2 separate regions of the Mus musculus genome follow, and region 1 is linked to region 2. A link is a loop called in an ENCODE intact Hi-C map of the cell type or tissue named here. Cell type or tissue: gastrocnemius. All regions are shown on one strand.

Evidence for each region. Peaks named below come from ENCODE experiments on the same cell type or tissue, not always from the same donor. Only the 100,000 strongest peaks of a DNase experiment are listed, where the experiment ranks them.
Region 1: it touches region 2 in a loop (2.0-fold over the local background); 11 of 42 quality-filtered maps call a loop at or near these places.

What each region holds. Positions count from the first base shown.
Region 1 is chr2:75,765,228-75,773,227 of GRCm38, reverse strand. It overlaps Gm34657 (a long non-coding RNA gene), which reads right to left and starts at 4,397. Exons shown (of 2, transcript XR_374734.2): 1 at 3,841-4,397; 2 at 1,569-2,755. In gastrocnemius, a CTCF peak has its summit at 3,596 (motif pointing right); a DNase peak (open chromatin) is centred at 4,792; H3K4me3 peaks cover 332 bases; H3K27ac peaks cover 1,590 bases.
Region 2 is chr2:75,720,543-75,728,542 of GRCm38, reverse strand. No RefSeq gene overlaps it. Among named protein-coding and RNA genes, the nearest start is that of E030042O20Rik, 18 kb to the right of the region's middle. In gastrocnemius, no CTCF peak of the experiment used is centred here; a DNase peak (open chromatin) is centred at 3,341.

The DNA.
Region 1 (8,000 bases), 45 kb before region 2:
TGCCACCTTTTCTTTTCTTTTCTTTTCTTTTTTAACCAGCAGAATAGAGAGGAAAAGTGTACAGTGGGCTTCAGTCAGAGGTGGAGGTTAGGAAGACAGGAAGGAGACAATTTGTCAGGGAGAGAAGGCTCCTGTCAAGACAATAACTGAAAAACGAACAGAAACAAGGAGAGCAGGCAAGCAAAGAGAGAGGGCTCCTTGGTTCTGTGAACCACTGGGGGTTGGGGAGCAGGGAAGGGCCCCCACTTAGTGAAAGCTCTCTGAACCGGATAAAGCAATGCCAGAATTTTCTAGTATTTTCTCAGCAGAGTGAAAAGGTGAATGTCCTCTTAAATCATTAACCTAACAGGCACTCAAGTCCGGGCAGACTCTGTCGTGCGGGGCGATAAGATTCTGTGACCACTCCAAGGCTAGAAAAGCACGCTCCACCTTCCGTGACTGAACAAGCCCAGTCCCGGCTCCCCCTTCCTGCTGAAGTAGGTCAGAGGTCTGCACCAGGATGGCCTGACTTTCCTATCGACCACATTCCAGGATGTAGGGCCTTCAGCTGACAACCAGCTTCAGGCTTTTAGGGGGTTGTGCTCTGACCCTCCTTGATCTCCTCACCACAGGGGACAGAGGCTGGGAGGCCAAGGAGATATTCTCAGAATTCACAACTTCCCTCTAAACCTCACTAGGACATCTTGGCTTACCTCAGAATTCCTTGTTCAAATGTACGAAGACTAATTCCAGGACTTGCCTAGACTTCTTTCCCAGCGCAGACAACAGTACTAGGAAGTGTAATTAGCTCCAGGCTTGCCAAGTGGAACCTGCTGCAGAGAGCATGGAGTGCAGCCTGGAACAGCCACTTGAAGGCCACTCTGTCAGGGGTGGGAAGAGAAGAGAAGAGTTTTGAATTGGGGTCCAGGCTCCCCCATAACTTTACTTTCTGGTAAAAAGAAAACTTCAAAGAGTTCAAGAATTTTACATTCTAATCGGGCTGGTCTTTGGTTCTTTTATCAAAGTGGAAAGATCCTCTTTATCAATTTCACTTACAACTTCCCCACAGTTAAACATATGAATTATATTGTCTCATTTATCCCTTTACCTTTGGCCTTTAATGGACTGGCCTGACTCCATCTTAAGTTTAAAAAAAAAAAAAAAAGATTAAAAGCCATCTTGTTACAAGGTCAAAAAAAGTTCATCCCTGTTATCTGTAAAACTTGGATTTGACCACGTCTTACCTATTTTCTGGAATTTGTCACGTTCCACACCCTATACCCCAACCTCCACCCTGATAAGATAAGATGCCCTGCCAAATAATTTTGAAATGTTCAGCCAAGTTCCTACATAGCCAAAAGTCCTCCGGAAATCCCCCAACCCTTGAAAAGCCCTTGCTCTTACAGTTTGAGGAGGGGGCTATATAAACCCCAGTGTCTCCTATAGCCAATGCTATTTTCCCAAACCTTTACTCCCATTTAGTGGGATTTGTAACACCTTATAAATGTTAAGAAGAGGCCTGACCCCTGTAATGTATTATTTCCCTGTTATAAAACAAAACAAAACAAAAACAACAACAACAACAAAACTACCCTTCAACATGATCATTATAAGTTTATTTGATATCAGTTAGGTCAGAATTACACTTCAAAATGGTGAAAAACAGAGATTGATTTAAAATCTTGTTTGGATTTCCCAATAGATTTAGTAGCTTATATTCTCTCCTCAGATGTTGTTATCATTTGGTACCCTCTGACAGAGTATATGTTTCTGTGTTTTATTAAGCTGCCCTGTTTCCATTTAAGTTATCAGTTCTTATCTTCCTAGGATATTTAAGTTACACAGCGAAGCCTTATGTAGAAGGCCCCATGACCAAATACCGGAGCAAATTCCCAGTCGGTCCCTTTTGATCTCGAGGCTTGCTCGGGACTCTGTCCATCTCAGATGCTTTCTGACATGTGCAGCTTCACCTGCGCTGTACCCGACTCCTTCCTGGACCGTCCCTGAGCCATCTTCCTTCATACTTAAAGGTGTAGAATCGAGTGAGAAGAAGAATGCTTAGCGGCTGCACTAGAGAGAAGAGGGAGCCACTGTCCCACAGTGGCTGGTCCTATAGATCCATAGTCTTTATTGCCTTTCACCTTAACCTCCCCCTCCACTGCATAACATCCTCCAAATGGGAGAGGACCCTTTCAGAAGAATCCATGCTAAGACCCTTGCAGAAAAGTCCGCCAACACATCTCAGTGCCTTCTTTGCTTGTTATCAAATGGAGAAGTAGGAAGTTTGGTTTCTAAAGAGTGAGACAAGAGCAGCTAGCTGAGGTGGAGGAGACTTGACTCCCTGACAAGCTGCAGTTAGGTCACCAGTTGAATGACATGGGTGATGTCATCTTATTTTTCTCTTCCTGTTTTTTTTTTTTTTTTTCCTTTTTTCTGTGAAGTGTACTGAAAGAAATGGGGGCAGGTAGAATTTATTTAGCTTACTCTTTTACCTCAATGGCAACAAACTATCCCATCCAAATGTCAATATTGATAAGAGGTTGAGAAATTCCAGACCAGATAAACTATTTCTAAATCTCCTTTCAACAAAAATTGAATAAGATGTGTTCCTTGGTCATTGCTGTTGCTGTTCTTTTTAACACGCAAAATCATTTCTCTTTTACTCAAAATCACTCAGCCACGGGTCTGAGTCTCCAGAACATTCCTTCCCTGTGTTGGCTCTGCTCTTCAGCTGTGCTGATCTTATTCCTTCGTAACCATATGCGCTCTGGCCATCCTGCTGGCAGAGAAGGAGAAAGCAGATTAGAATAGTGTGCCGGATCTTCCATCTCTGACCTGATACAAATCCTGCACTCAGGAACAGGTGGATCTCTGTGAGCTTGAGACTGGCCTGGTCTCTATCATGAATTCCAGTATATCCAGGGCTCTGTTACACAGAGAAACCCTGACTCAGGGAAAATAACAAGGAGTGCGTACAGACAGGTGTAGTCATCGCTACAGGACCACTTTTAGTTTGTTCTCATCACCTCTAAAAGAAACTGTATGGATTAGTAACTTCTACTTTCCCTCAACTCCCTACTCTATCCCTAAGTAAACACTAATCTACACTCTATTTCTACAGCAACCTATTCTAAACCTTACTCTCATTGTGGAATCAGAAACTATTTTTCACATAGCATAGCTTTTTTTTTTTCACATAGCATGTTTTCAAGGGTCATATGAGTTATACCTTTCCTTTAGATGTCATAAACAATGTTGTTATGAACATTTAGATAAGAGCTTTTATATGGTCATATTTTCATTTCTTTTGGGTTATACATCGAAGAGAGGAGTTGGTCCATGTGATAACTGGATTTAGCCTTTTGAGAAGCTGGCATATTTAGGGCCAGCAACATGGTTCAGTGGGTCAAAGCACTTGCCACCAAGGCTGGCAGTCTGAGTTCCATTTGCAGGACCTACACAGTAGGTTGCAAGTTGTTCTCTGGTCTCTACAAGTATGATGTGGCACATACCCACATACACATTCAATAAGTATAATAAAAAGAAATGAAACTGACACATTCTTTTCTCTTTCTCTTTTTTTAAAGATTTATGTATTATATGAAAGTGCACTGTAGCTGTCTTCAGACACCCAGAAGAGGGCATGATCTCATTACAGATGGTTGTGAGCCACCATGTGGTTGCTGGGATTTGAACTCAGGACCTTCGGAAAAGCAATCAGTGGTGCTCTTAACCGTTGAACCATCTCTCCAGCTCCCAAAACTGGCCCATTCTTTCTCACATAACTATACTCTTACCCATTCCTGACAACAATGCATGACATTAATGCTACAACAATACAGTTTGAAGGGGAACCCTGACCCCTGACACCCCCTCCGCAGGCTGGAATGTTGATCACATGATCCCTAGCTGGTAGAGATGTGTCAGTAGCTTGTGGAAGTGGGATCTTGCAGGAGAAAGCTCCTGGGGGTGTGGTTCTGAGGACAGCCCGTAACAGCTTCTGTCTGTCTTGCTCTCCGCTTCAGCCCATGGGATGAAGTTCCTCCAGGGTGAACAAGACATTCAGTGGGTAAAAGCACTTGTCAGCAAGCCTGATGATCCACAGTCAATGCCCAGGACCTATGTGGTGAACAGAGAAAACCATCTCTTGCAAGTTGACCTCTGACCTCCACACAGGTAAGCACACACACACACACACACACACACACACACACACACACACATTGTTTTAAAATAAAGTTCCACACCACACACCCCATTCCCACCATGATGCTGCTTCACCTTGCTATGCAACAGCAAAGCCAAGGGCTGAAATCCTTGGAATGGTGAGCTGAGTCAATCTTTCCTCCTATGAGTTATTCTCTCAGGCATTTTGGTCATGGTTGTGCAAAACCAACTAGTTCTTCTGATGTCCCCGCACCCTCACTGACCCCCTGTTACTACGTCTTTTGACTCTAGCCATGGGAGTGGCTGTCTAGTGTCGGATCATTACAGTTTTGATTTGTATTTTTTCTGAAGATTAATTACAGCAAGCATTTTTCCTTGTGTTTAATGTTCATTCATTCCTATTGTCAACAGAAACTCCCCAGGAAAGAACTCAAGATGAAAAGGGAGCCTTTGTTTCAAAACTAAGCAGTTTCAAGCCAGGGAAATTCAGACTTTGGTACAAAATTCAAGCATATAATAAGGGCTAAAACTGTTGCCTAAGTTCTCGATCCAATCTGCTTATGCAAATGAGGCTGCAAACCCCAGGGAAGGCGCTCTGATTAGTTGATTGTTAGGCACAGCTCATTGGCCAGATCCAGGAAGCAGACTGGCCTCTCTGATAGCTGTTTACTTTGGCAGTTGAAGCAAGAACATGCCCAGGCAAGACACTCAAAGTTAAGTATTTGTGACCTCTCAATCAGTAAATGGCCACCTGGCTCCTTCTGGATTCAGACCCAGGAAGTTCTTCCTGGAGTCCCAGCTTTTCCTTAAAGATCACTGTGTATCTGCTATCTACAAATGCCTGTTCAGTTCATCCACTTTCAAGTTGGGTGATTTGTTTTGTGTTACTGAGTCGTAGGAGTTCATGTGTATATTCTAGACACAGACCTCACATCAAATACACGATTTGAACACAGTTTCTACCATTATATAAGTTTAAGGTTGGGGGAGTTTTTTTGTTTAATTTTATTTTGGGAGGGGGTGGTGTTTGTTTCTGCTTTTTTTTTTTTTTTTTGAGATCATGTTTCCTACAGCACGGGCTGGCCTCAGACTCACCACATAGCCAAAGCTAGCCTTGAATTCTGATCCCCCTCGCCCTGAACTCCGGTTCTACTACTTCCATATTCCAGACTCAGTGATTAAGACATGGGCCACTACACCCAGCAAAGTTTTAAACTTGATGACATCTACTTTATGCTGTCTTTGTTTCTTGTGCTTTGTCATCTTGTCTAAGAAACCAAGTGAACAAAGACATCGATGCTTTTTCCCACGTTTTCATCACTGAGTCTGAGCCTGAGGCCTCTGATTCACTTAGTGCTCCTTTTGATGTTTGGCGTGAAGTAAAAAGTCTTTGCATCTGGATGTAGTCCTGTTGCCCGGCACGCCTTACCTGATGAATTGTCTTGATCCCCTTGTTACAAAAAATAGTTGACCATAAAAGTCAATGCGTGTGTGTTTTATAAAGCTACTTTTTATTTCTATAATTATCAATGAACTACCTCATGTGTCACATCTCAAGTCACTATAACTATTTTTAATAAATAAAACTATTCCGAGTAGAAACCATTTTAATGCTTGCTTGTTTCCCCAAAGCCAGTTAAAAAATTCTGCTTATGCCTAGAAGCAGAGTTTCACCGAGATAGGACATAGGAGACCATGAACTGCAGAACTGAGCACGTGCATACAGCTTCCCTAGTTTATGGGGGAGGGAGGGGTGTTCGTGTGGCTATGTGTGCACTTGTGTTCATGAACGTGGGTGTATTCCTGCGTGTGTATCTTTGTGTGTGCATGAGTTCCTATATGTTTGTATATGTGTGTGCATGTGTTTATGAGTGTGGTCATGCATGTTTGTGTATGTGCGTGTTTGTATGCATGCATGTATGTGCTCACTAACCTTGAGTTCTACTGCTAAGATGCAACCCCAATCTCCAGCATTAAACTGTTCTAAAATTTACAGTCTAATCAGTTCTCTCATAGTTCAGCCTAGAATTCATTTATTTTTTAAGATTTATTTTTAATGTATTTAATGTGTATATGTTGGCACATGAGTGCAGGTTCCCAAGGAGATCAGAGTCACTCCATCCCTCTGGAGTTACAGGGGGTTGTGAGCCACCTGATAAGAATACTCTTTGGACCTCTGCAAGAAAAGAGCACGAACCACCCTTCAGCACTGAGCCATCTCTCCAGCCCTAATGTGTCTCTTGATTAAAAGATCTCTTTCCAGCACTTCAGCAGGCCAGTGAGAGAAATGATACACAGGACTCTAATCTCACAGGGTTATCTAGTCACACAAGATAAGGCTCAGGATGGGAAAGGGGGTGTTGGTTTATTAAGTTTGTTTATTTTTGGCAATGCTGGCAGTTGATCCCAGGGCCCCTGGCATGCCACTCTGCCACTGGACTGAAGCACTACTGTCCCCTGCCTGCATGGTACCTTGTTCTGGACTGAGATGGTTTTTGTAAACTGACTGATTCCCATTCTAGAGTTCATTTTAGTTCTTGTATTTAATTTCTCTTTATACTGATGAACAATAGAGCTGATGGTGTTTTAACATTTATGCCATAGATATTTTCTGTTATTTTGAATGCTGTAACATTCTCCTTCAAATTTATGCAAGCCTTGGACTTGGCAGTGATGTAAGCTAATTAATTCACAGGTCGGTTGCTATCAAGGTCCAGTAATTAAAGTCTATCTTAGAGTAAGTTATTATCTCTTCAAAAAAAAATCCCTTTATAAACTTATTCTACTTGACAGATGAAATAGTGACATTATTGACTGCACATAATCACATATGTACTTTCACCAGTAAGCACTGTGGTCGAATGGATGGCTAAGCTATTCAAGGACCTGGTTTAAAATCTGGTCAAGTTGATGGGGCTGGGGAAAGGTGACTTTGAGTTTTGCTACCTTTGCAAATACTGTCTCTTGCATTTTGTAAAGTTTGCATTTTTCTCTGCTCAAAGTCCTTCAACTTCCAAACTCAAACCCCCCTATTCTTAAAGCCAGCAATCTTTCAAGTAAAAGAAAACTGCTGGGCTGGTGAGATGGCTCAGTGGGTAAGAGCACCCAACTGCTCTTCCGAAGGTCCTGAGTTCAAATCCCAGCAACCACATGGTGGCTCACAACCATCCATAACGAGATCTGACTCCCTCTTCTGGAGTGTCTGATGACAGCTACAGTGTACTTACATATAATAAATAAATAAATCTTAAAAAAAAAACTGCTGACATCCCAGAAGTCTCCTCCACGTGTAGCTTTACCAGCTACTGTTCTAGAAAGAGCCAGGCTACTACACTCTCCTTCCTGGGGACCTGTCTTTCCAACATGGGCCAAATTCCCAAGCTAAGTGAGCCGAGAAGCTGGGCCTGTGCCCTCACAAGTACCACACAAATAATGATGTCATGCCACTCCTGACAAGGGTCACAGGGCGTTGGCACCATTCATATTCCTAGCATACACCCTAAACTGCTTAAAGCAAATGGATTCAGGTCCTGGCCAAAAGGGAGTGGAGATCAGTCATAGCCTCAAAGCCTGAGCTTATTACAACATCCCCTCATTTTCTCAGGGCGGAGTGAATAAGGTGGGTTCTAGTGTAATTATCTTTATGTAACTGAAAATTAAATGACTGATAACTGAATAATTTAAATATTGACTTAAATACTTTTGCTTTGTTGAACTTACTTTTTGAAGGACATGCTACCGGGAAATAGGCCTTTAATTTTCTAGTAGATTGAAATTGGAATGGCTATAGGAAAAATGAGCAGTGCTCCAACAGATACCCTTCCTCCAGAGGTCCTTAGAGAGAGTTGCTCTTC
Region 2 (8,000 bases):
CTGGCCTCCAACTCAGAGATCTGCCTGCCTCTGCCTCCTGAGTGCTAGGATTCAAGGCCTATGCAACTGTGCCTGGCTGCCAGGAGTATCTGAGTGTTAAAACTCCCTTACTTGCTCTCAGGGACCATGTACACTAAGCCTCTAAGTACACTATAGACCATAGTCACTAGTTTTCTTGTCGTCTTAGGGTTATGGGAACCTAATTTTCTACCTTACATATTTTTGTATTATGAGAAAACTTATTTGTGTTCTGAAAGATTCATGTAGCTCAAAATCTAAAAACTATTGTAAAAATTGATAAATTTGGGATGCAATTTAGTATTAGAGTGTTTGTCTAGCATGCAGAAGGCCCAAGGCCCTAGGTTCCATCACCAGTGCCATACAAGATAAACAAATACATTCAACTATGTGAAAATTTAAAGTCATAAAGTTAAAAGGCACACTAGGAAACATGTCTTTGGCTCATATCATAGAAAAAGTACTGATGGCCTTCATATTAAAAATTGCTAGAAGGGGCTGGAGAGATAACTCAGTGGTTAAAAGCATTGGCTGCTCTTCTAGAGTTCCCTGAGTTCAATTCTCAGCAACCACAGGGTGGCTCACAATCACATAATGGAATCTGATTCCCTCTTCTGGTGTGCATGAAAACAGAGTACTAATACACATAAAATAAGTCAAACTTAAAAAAAAAAAAAGACTAGCTGGGCATGATGGCTCACACCTTAATCCCAGCACTCAGGAGGCAGAGGCAGGTGGATTTCTGAGTTCAAGGCCAGCCTGGTCTACAAAGTGAGTTCCAGGACAGCCAGGACTACACAGAGAAACCCTGTCTCGAAAAACCAAAAAAAAAAAAAAAAAAAGACTAAAAATACCTGCTAGAGATATTGTATGATTAAATACCCTTTGTACACAAAACATTTCTAGAAATATGAGACTGAAATTTAACACTCCAGTAAAAAAATAAGAAGTAAATATTTATATATCTATTGATATGTTCTAAAATCTGTCTTGTGGAATTAAAAATTAATACTATTCTATGGGAGACAATTTTGCGAGAGCCATTAAACTAAAAGACACATATATCCTTGACTCAAACCCCCTAACTAATATATCATATGAATATGCTTGACACAATCAATGACTTGCTTGATTTAACCATTGTATAGTGTGTACATATATACATGTCAGTATCTCATATATATATGTGTATATGTATGAATATCAGTATATGTACACATACATATGTATAGATGCATGTATGTTATATATATGTACACATACATACACATACATGTTTATACATATATGTACACGTATGTCACATATCTACATGTATGTGTGCATACATGTAAATATATAATGTGTGTATATATATATATACATACATAGAACATTACATTATAACCATAAGTATACTATTATTACTCATCAAAAAGTAAAAGTAAATCTTTAATTTAAAAATGACCAAGATGGGCTGGTGAGATGGCTCAGTGGGTAAGAGCACCCGACTGCTCTTCCGAAGGTCCAGAGTTCAAATCCCAGCAACCACATGGTGGCTCACAACCATCTGTAACGAGATCTGACTCCCTCTTCTGGAGTGTCTGAAGACAGCTACAATGTACTTACATATAATAAATAAATAAATCTTTTAAAAAAAAATGACCAAGATAAAAAGCCATTCATGAAATCATTACTTAACAATAGCAGGATTGTGAGTAACACAACATGTGTGTGTTAATATGAAGCCAGTCCAGTGAACCAAAACTCATCAGAGGAATGAAATATTATCCAGCAATACAAATGAAATATATAAAAGGAGAATGGAGGGTGTTATATAACAGTCTAAAGTTTAGATCCTCATAAATATGGTTCAAAATTGGGTAACATCGGACTGGAGATGAAGCTCAGGGGTGGAATGTTTGCCAAGCATGCATGAGGTCCTGGGTTCAGCCCCCAGCACTGAGAACAAAAACCTCTCTCTGAACCAGCAAAAGGCACTTGCTGCTAAGCACAACAGCCCAAGTCGATCCCTGGGAATCACATGGTAGAAGGAGACCCAGGATATCCTCTGCCTTCATATCCATGCTGGGGCACATGCACACATACATGCTACATAATAAATAAGTATAATTACAAAAAAAAAAAAAAACCCAGAGACCATCTCCATCTCAAGACTTAGTTTCTTTGTACCATAAAATGTGTTAGTGGGTAGGAAAATGAGATTTTTGTGAATATTTATCAACTAAAGGATCCACAAGATTAGATACAGTGACTCTTCATATCAACATATCATATCAAGGACTCTTGCCAACCAGCAGTTATATTTTATATTTGCTCTAATCCGATGCAGCAAAACCATGTTTACGCCGGGCATGGTGGCAAACGCCTTTAATCCCAGTACTCGGGAGGCAGAGGCAGGCGGATTTCTGAGTTCGAGGCCAGCCTGGTCTACAAAGTGAGTTCCAGGACAGCCAGACCTATACAGAGAAACCTTGTCTCGAAAAACCAAAACCAAAACCAAAAACAAAAAAACAAACAATAAAAACATGTGTTTACACAGCAGGCTCCCCAGATCCTAGCAGAACAGCTGTTGTTAGGAGAAACCTTAGAAGTTGGCACTTTCCTCATATGATCCTCTAACTCAGTAACCCGAATCCAGTGTGCCCCTGCAAAATGAAGAAAAGTAAACCGAGGGAGATGACGTACAGTTTCCAGCTCTTGAGGAGTCGAAGTGTTAGCCAACTCCGTTATTTTGATCTTGAGAGTCATTACGTGTCTCAAGCTCAGATGAGCATTTTGTTATGAAATGTTTTAAATGTATGTGTATATTTGTCTCTGCGTGTCTGCACACAAGCCTGTGGGTGCCAGCAGAGGCCACAAGAGAGAAATAGATCCTCAAGGACTTGTGAGCTTACAAATGCTCGTGACCCATGTGGGTGCTGGGAACTAAACTCCGGTCCTCTGTAACCAGAGCAGATACTCTTAATTGGTGAGCGATCTTTCCAATCCCCAAGGGCATTTCTTTTTATTATGTCAAATAACATTCATTTGCTTAAAACAAACAAACAAACAAACTAACTAACTACTTTGCATGTAGGTTCTAGCATTAAATCAGTACTTTTTACAGAGTAAGCTTTTATTCCCCCCCCCTTCCTTTTCATTGCACTCATTTTGTGTTTCTGTGTGTATATGTATATGCACACATGTGTGGGCATTTGTGTGTCGTGACATACATATGGAGGTCAGAGGACAGCTTTTGGCAGTCACTTCCCTCCTTCCATTAAGTAGGTCCCAGGGATTGAACGCAGGTGGTCAGGCTTGGCACCTTTCCCTGCTCAGCCATCTCTTTGGCCCAAATTCGGTTTTCACATGGTCATGTCAGGACTTGTAAGTGCTCTTCCTCTTTATAAGTAACTTCTAATGCGTTCTTAACCTCCTGACAGCTTCCATTTTACGGTTCAGGAAGTCTGTCAGTGAGACTAGGCAACTTTCCCAGGATCACACAGCCAAGGAACTAAACCCAGATCTGCACTTACATTCACTACACCATAGCACCCAGCAGGACTGTTCAAAATGTAAGAAGAGGGACAGAGAGATGGCTCAGCTGTTAAGACCACTGGCAGCCCTTCCAGGGGACCTGGGTTGGATTCCCACCCACCCACCAACTATCTCAGGGGACCCTGGAGCTTCCCTCTGGCCTCCTCAGAAACCGGGCATGCAGATGACACACAGACATGCACGCAGGCAAAACACTCATACACATAAGATAAATTTTAAAATTTACATATATATGATGTAAACAAAATGCAATCTGTAAAGAACTGCTTGCAACGGTTTTCATTTGAACATTAAAGCTTCCGTCTTCACAGAGAATGTCACACCAGAGATAACCACGCCCTAGGTGTAAATGCAATGTGTTTCTAGGGTCTCCATGGCTGATCAGATGACCATGGGCCCTATTCGCATCAGCTGCTACCATACCTTACATTAAATGGAGTTCTAATTTCCCCCATTATACCTATTTGCCTTTTATTCTCAAACCTTCCTATAATCTCATCTTTTCTTTGAACTACTCCACTCCATACCTTTTACATGCCCATTCCAAGTATGTTATGTCTCTATTGGGTATTGTTATTATTATTATTATTATTATTATTATTATAGCTTTTTAAAGTACCTGATTGTGTGTGTATTGTGTATGCACAATCAATAGGGTATGTGAAAGCCAGATATGGATGACAGATGTCTTTGTCTCTGTCACTGGACATGAAACTCATGCATTCAGCCAAGCTAGCTAGCTAGTAAACCAGCATTCCTCCTGACTCTGCCTCCCCAGTATTTTACCACCCCTAGCTTTTATGCAGATCAAACTAAGGATTAAACTCAAGTTCTCATGCTAGCATGGCAAGCACATCACCTGCTGAGCCATCTCCCTGGCCCTGGTTGTTCTTAAGCACACTGATTCCCTTACAGTGTACTCTCTTTTGCCTCTTCTCCTTGAGCCTTCTGGAAACAGTCTCTTCTTTTCTCTTTTTTTCCTCTATGTATGTCTACCTATTTTGAGACAAGTTCTTCTTCTTATTATTATTATTTGGGCCAAGCAGGCCTGGAATGTGCCCTCCACTCTTGCCTCAGTTTACTGGGAAGTGGCATTACAGGAGTGCAGCACCACACCCAGACAAAGCATTAGCTCTTTTGTGAATTGTCAATTCCTAGTGCACTCAGAGTGGACGTAAATATGACATGTCAGATAGGAAATTGATCCTTAGCAAAAAGAGATAGTCGGAGCAAAGTGCGGTGATAAAATCTGGTATAAACTCGATGTTGGCTTTAAAGACTTTGGACTGTGGAGCCAGACTGTAAAGATTGAACCACGTTCCTCGGAGCGATATTCTTCAAATTCACCTACGAACCACTAACAATCAGATACAGAGATTTAGAGGCCCTTATAATTCCCATTTATGTATTTACAGATTTGAGTCAATGGCAGAGGTTGATAAGCAGCAATCAAGGCAGGAGTAAGAGGAGCAAGGTCTTGAAGCTGTACCAATATGGCTTCTTCTTCTTCCTTAGTAGAGTTCTCCTTCCTGTGCCCACCACAGAAAATAAATAAATAAATAAAGCAAATGCCACACAGAGAAAAAGAAAAGGAAATAAAAGTAAATTTATGAGCATCTTAATTTGAATTTCAACATGAAAAACACGGCTATTATGGCTTTATTACACCCAATAGCACAGAATTATGTTTCAGCCTTCAAATTATGTCATATAGTGAAGGGTCAGGGGCAAAATTACGGTATAGATCATGAGCCCCATGGTGTTTAATTATTCACAAAGCATTGGGATGTATTTCGTGGCTTAGCCTGATGCAGTGAAAAGAGCCAAGGTTTTGTAAACAGCTAACCTAGGATTGCACAGGAGCGGAGCTCTGCCTTGGAACTTTAGCTGAGTGACCAAATCACAGAACTATGTGACCTTGGCCAAGTTCCCCTAATCAAACCAAACCAGACTTTATCACCTGCAAATGGTCATTGTGAGGATTACTAACGGCAAATGAAGGCATCCGGATGCAATGCTTTAGTCAAAGGGCTCAAGAAAGTCAAGCCTCTCAAGAACTCTTCCCAGGAAGGAGGAGAAGATCAGCTCTTTGTATCTGACCTTCCCCATGGAGTAGGCAACTGAGAAGACATATTTACTGCTGCTCGTAACTCAAGAGCCTCAATAGCCTGGATTGGGTGAATTGTAGTAAGAAATGCCTCCATGATGTTCCTTTTCTGAAGAGGAGAGACAGACAGAGAAAGAGAGAGAGAGAGAGAGAGAGAGAGAGAGAGAGAGAGAGAGAGAGAGAGAGAGAGAGAGAGAGAAGACAGGCAGAAAACGTCTACCTTGTCAATCAGGATTGTCACAAAGCATACATCCCTATGTTGCTGTTTGTTTGTGACTGGGCCTGTGTCTTACAAGGCTAGCCTCCAACTTGCCATCATCCTGGGTCAGTCTCTCAAGTCCTGCAATCACAGATGCCCAGTGGCAAGTCCAGCTCAGAAAGCATCTACCTATCTATTCAATACTTTTTTTAAAAAATTTATTTATTTATTTCATGCATGTGGGTACACTGTAGCTGTCTTCAGGCGTACCAGAAGATGGCATCAGATCCCCATTAGAGATGGTTGTGAGTCACCATGTGGTTGCTGGGAATCGAAGTGAGGACCTCTGGAAGAGCAGTCAGTGCTCTTAACCACTGAGCCATCTCTCCAGCCCCTCTATTCAATATTTAAGGCCTTTTTAGAAAGATAAAACTGGGCCTTCTAGAAGTTTCAGCATGTGTTTTTCAACAAGCTTGATCTTCAGATGGAGAGGACTATCTTCTAAAAGTTGTCATCTAGTCTTATATGATGTCATGGACACACACACACACATACACACACACACACACACACACACACAAATGCAAAATAAGATATTGTAGGGTGGTTAGAAGATAATTTGAGCCAATCTGATGAAAATTATTTATTACAATTAATGCTGTCAACAGGTGAATGGTTAAACATGTTCTGATATACACCATTCAGTACATGAAAAAAAGAGTTAGCTATTGATATATGTAGCAATATAGCTGAATCCCAATGATGCTAAGTAAAAGGACTCCATAAGAGAGTCCATATTATATGATTCTATTTGTGGTATTGTAGAATATCAAATTAAACCATAGTTACCTAAGGTAGACCAGTAGACACCTGGGAAGGAAGAAAGGCAGGAAGAAGTAGGATTAAAATTGAGCCCAGAGCAAGTGTTTTACCTTGGATGTAGTTCAGTGGCATAGTACTTGTGAGACAGCTAGAAGGCCCCGAGTTAGACCCCCAGCAGCACAGGAGGAGCACAGCTCTGGAATGAGAAGTTGCTTATTACCTTCATTAGTGTGTGTAGGGATGTACATGCGCTTACCAAATTATGTACGTCCATCTGTGCCATGTATTGTATGTCAGATAGATCTCAATCTAAAAACGAGAAAACAAAACGTGCCTTGCATAGGTAAGGTTCCGAGTTTAATTCCTATAACCTAAAAAGAAAGGAATGAAGGAAAGAAATTATGTCATTTTTGCATAAAATAAAAAGGAAACTCTGGCCCTCTAGCCTAAGAGTGGATCTTCATTACTTCTTGAGTATGGGCGATTGTGATATTTTATTTCTGGGCTGTTGGGATTTAAAGGTAAAATCTGTATTTAACTCAAGTCCCTCACCTCCCACCCAGCCCCCACCAGCAGGCTACTGCTCACTAAGTATTCAAGTGTTGTTGGTTTTGGGTTTTGTTTTTGTTCTTGTTTTTGTTTTTGTTTTAAATGGGTAATCAACTATCTGGACACTTTTTGCCCAAACATTTTTTTAAAATATCTATTTATTTATTTGTTTGTTTGTTTGTTTGTTTATTTATTTAATGTATGTAAGTACACTGTTGCTGTCTTCAGACACACCAGAGAAGGACATCCTATTTCATTATGGATGGTTGTGAACCACCATGGGGTTGCTAGGAATTGAACTCATGACCACTGGAAGAGCAGTCAGTGCTCTTAACCATTGAGCCATCACCTCTCCAGTCCCTTGCCCAAACATTTTTAAATGTTTTTAGAACATCAAAATGGTTCTAGATAACTTTCCAAATTAATTTTGCAATTTTGGAAACACCCGTGGTTCACAGTATGACGTTACACTTAAGAATTGTAGTTGGACATGTTGTCCGGTTCTTGTAATCCCGGCACTTGGGAGACCGAGACAGGAAGGTCTTTGTAATTAGATGCTGGCCAGAGCTTCAGAGTCAGACTATGTCTTAGAGACAAAAAAACAAAAAAACCAAAACCAAAACCAAAACCAAAAAAAAAGCCAAAAATAGACAAAATCGAAAGGCAGTGTTCAGCTGCTAGAGCACAGAGAAAAAGTATTCTCTATAGGCCTCAGTTTCTCAGTTAAAAAAAAAGAAAAAAGATGTGTCTTTTGTGGTGTGTGTG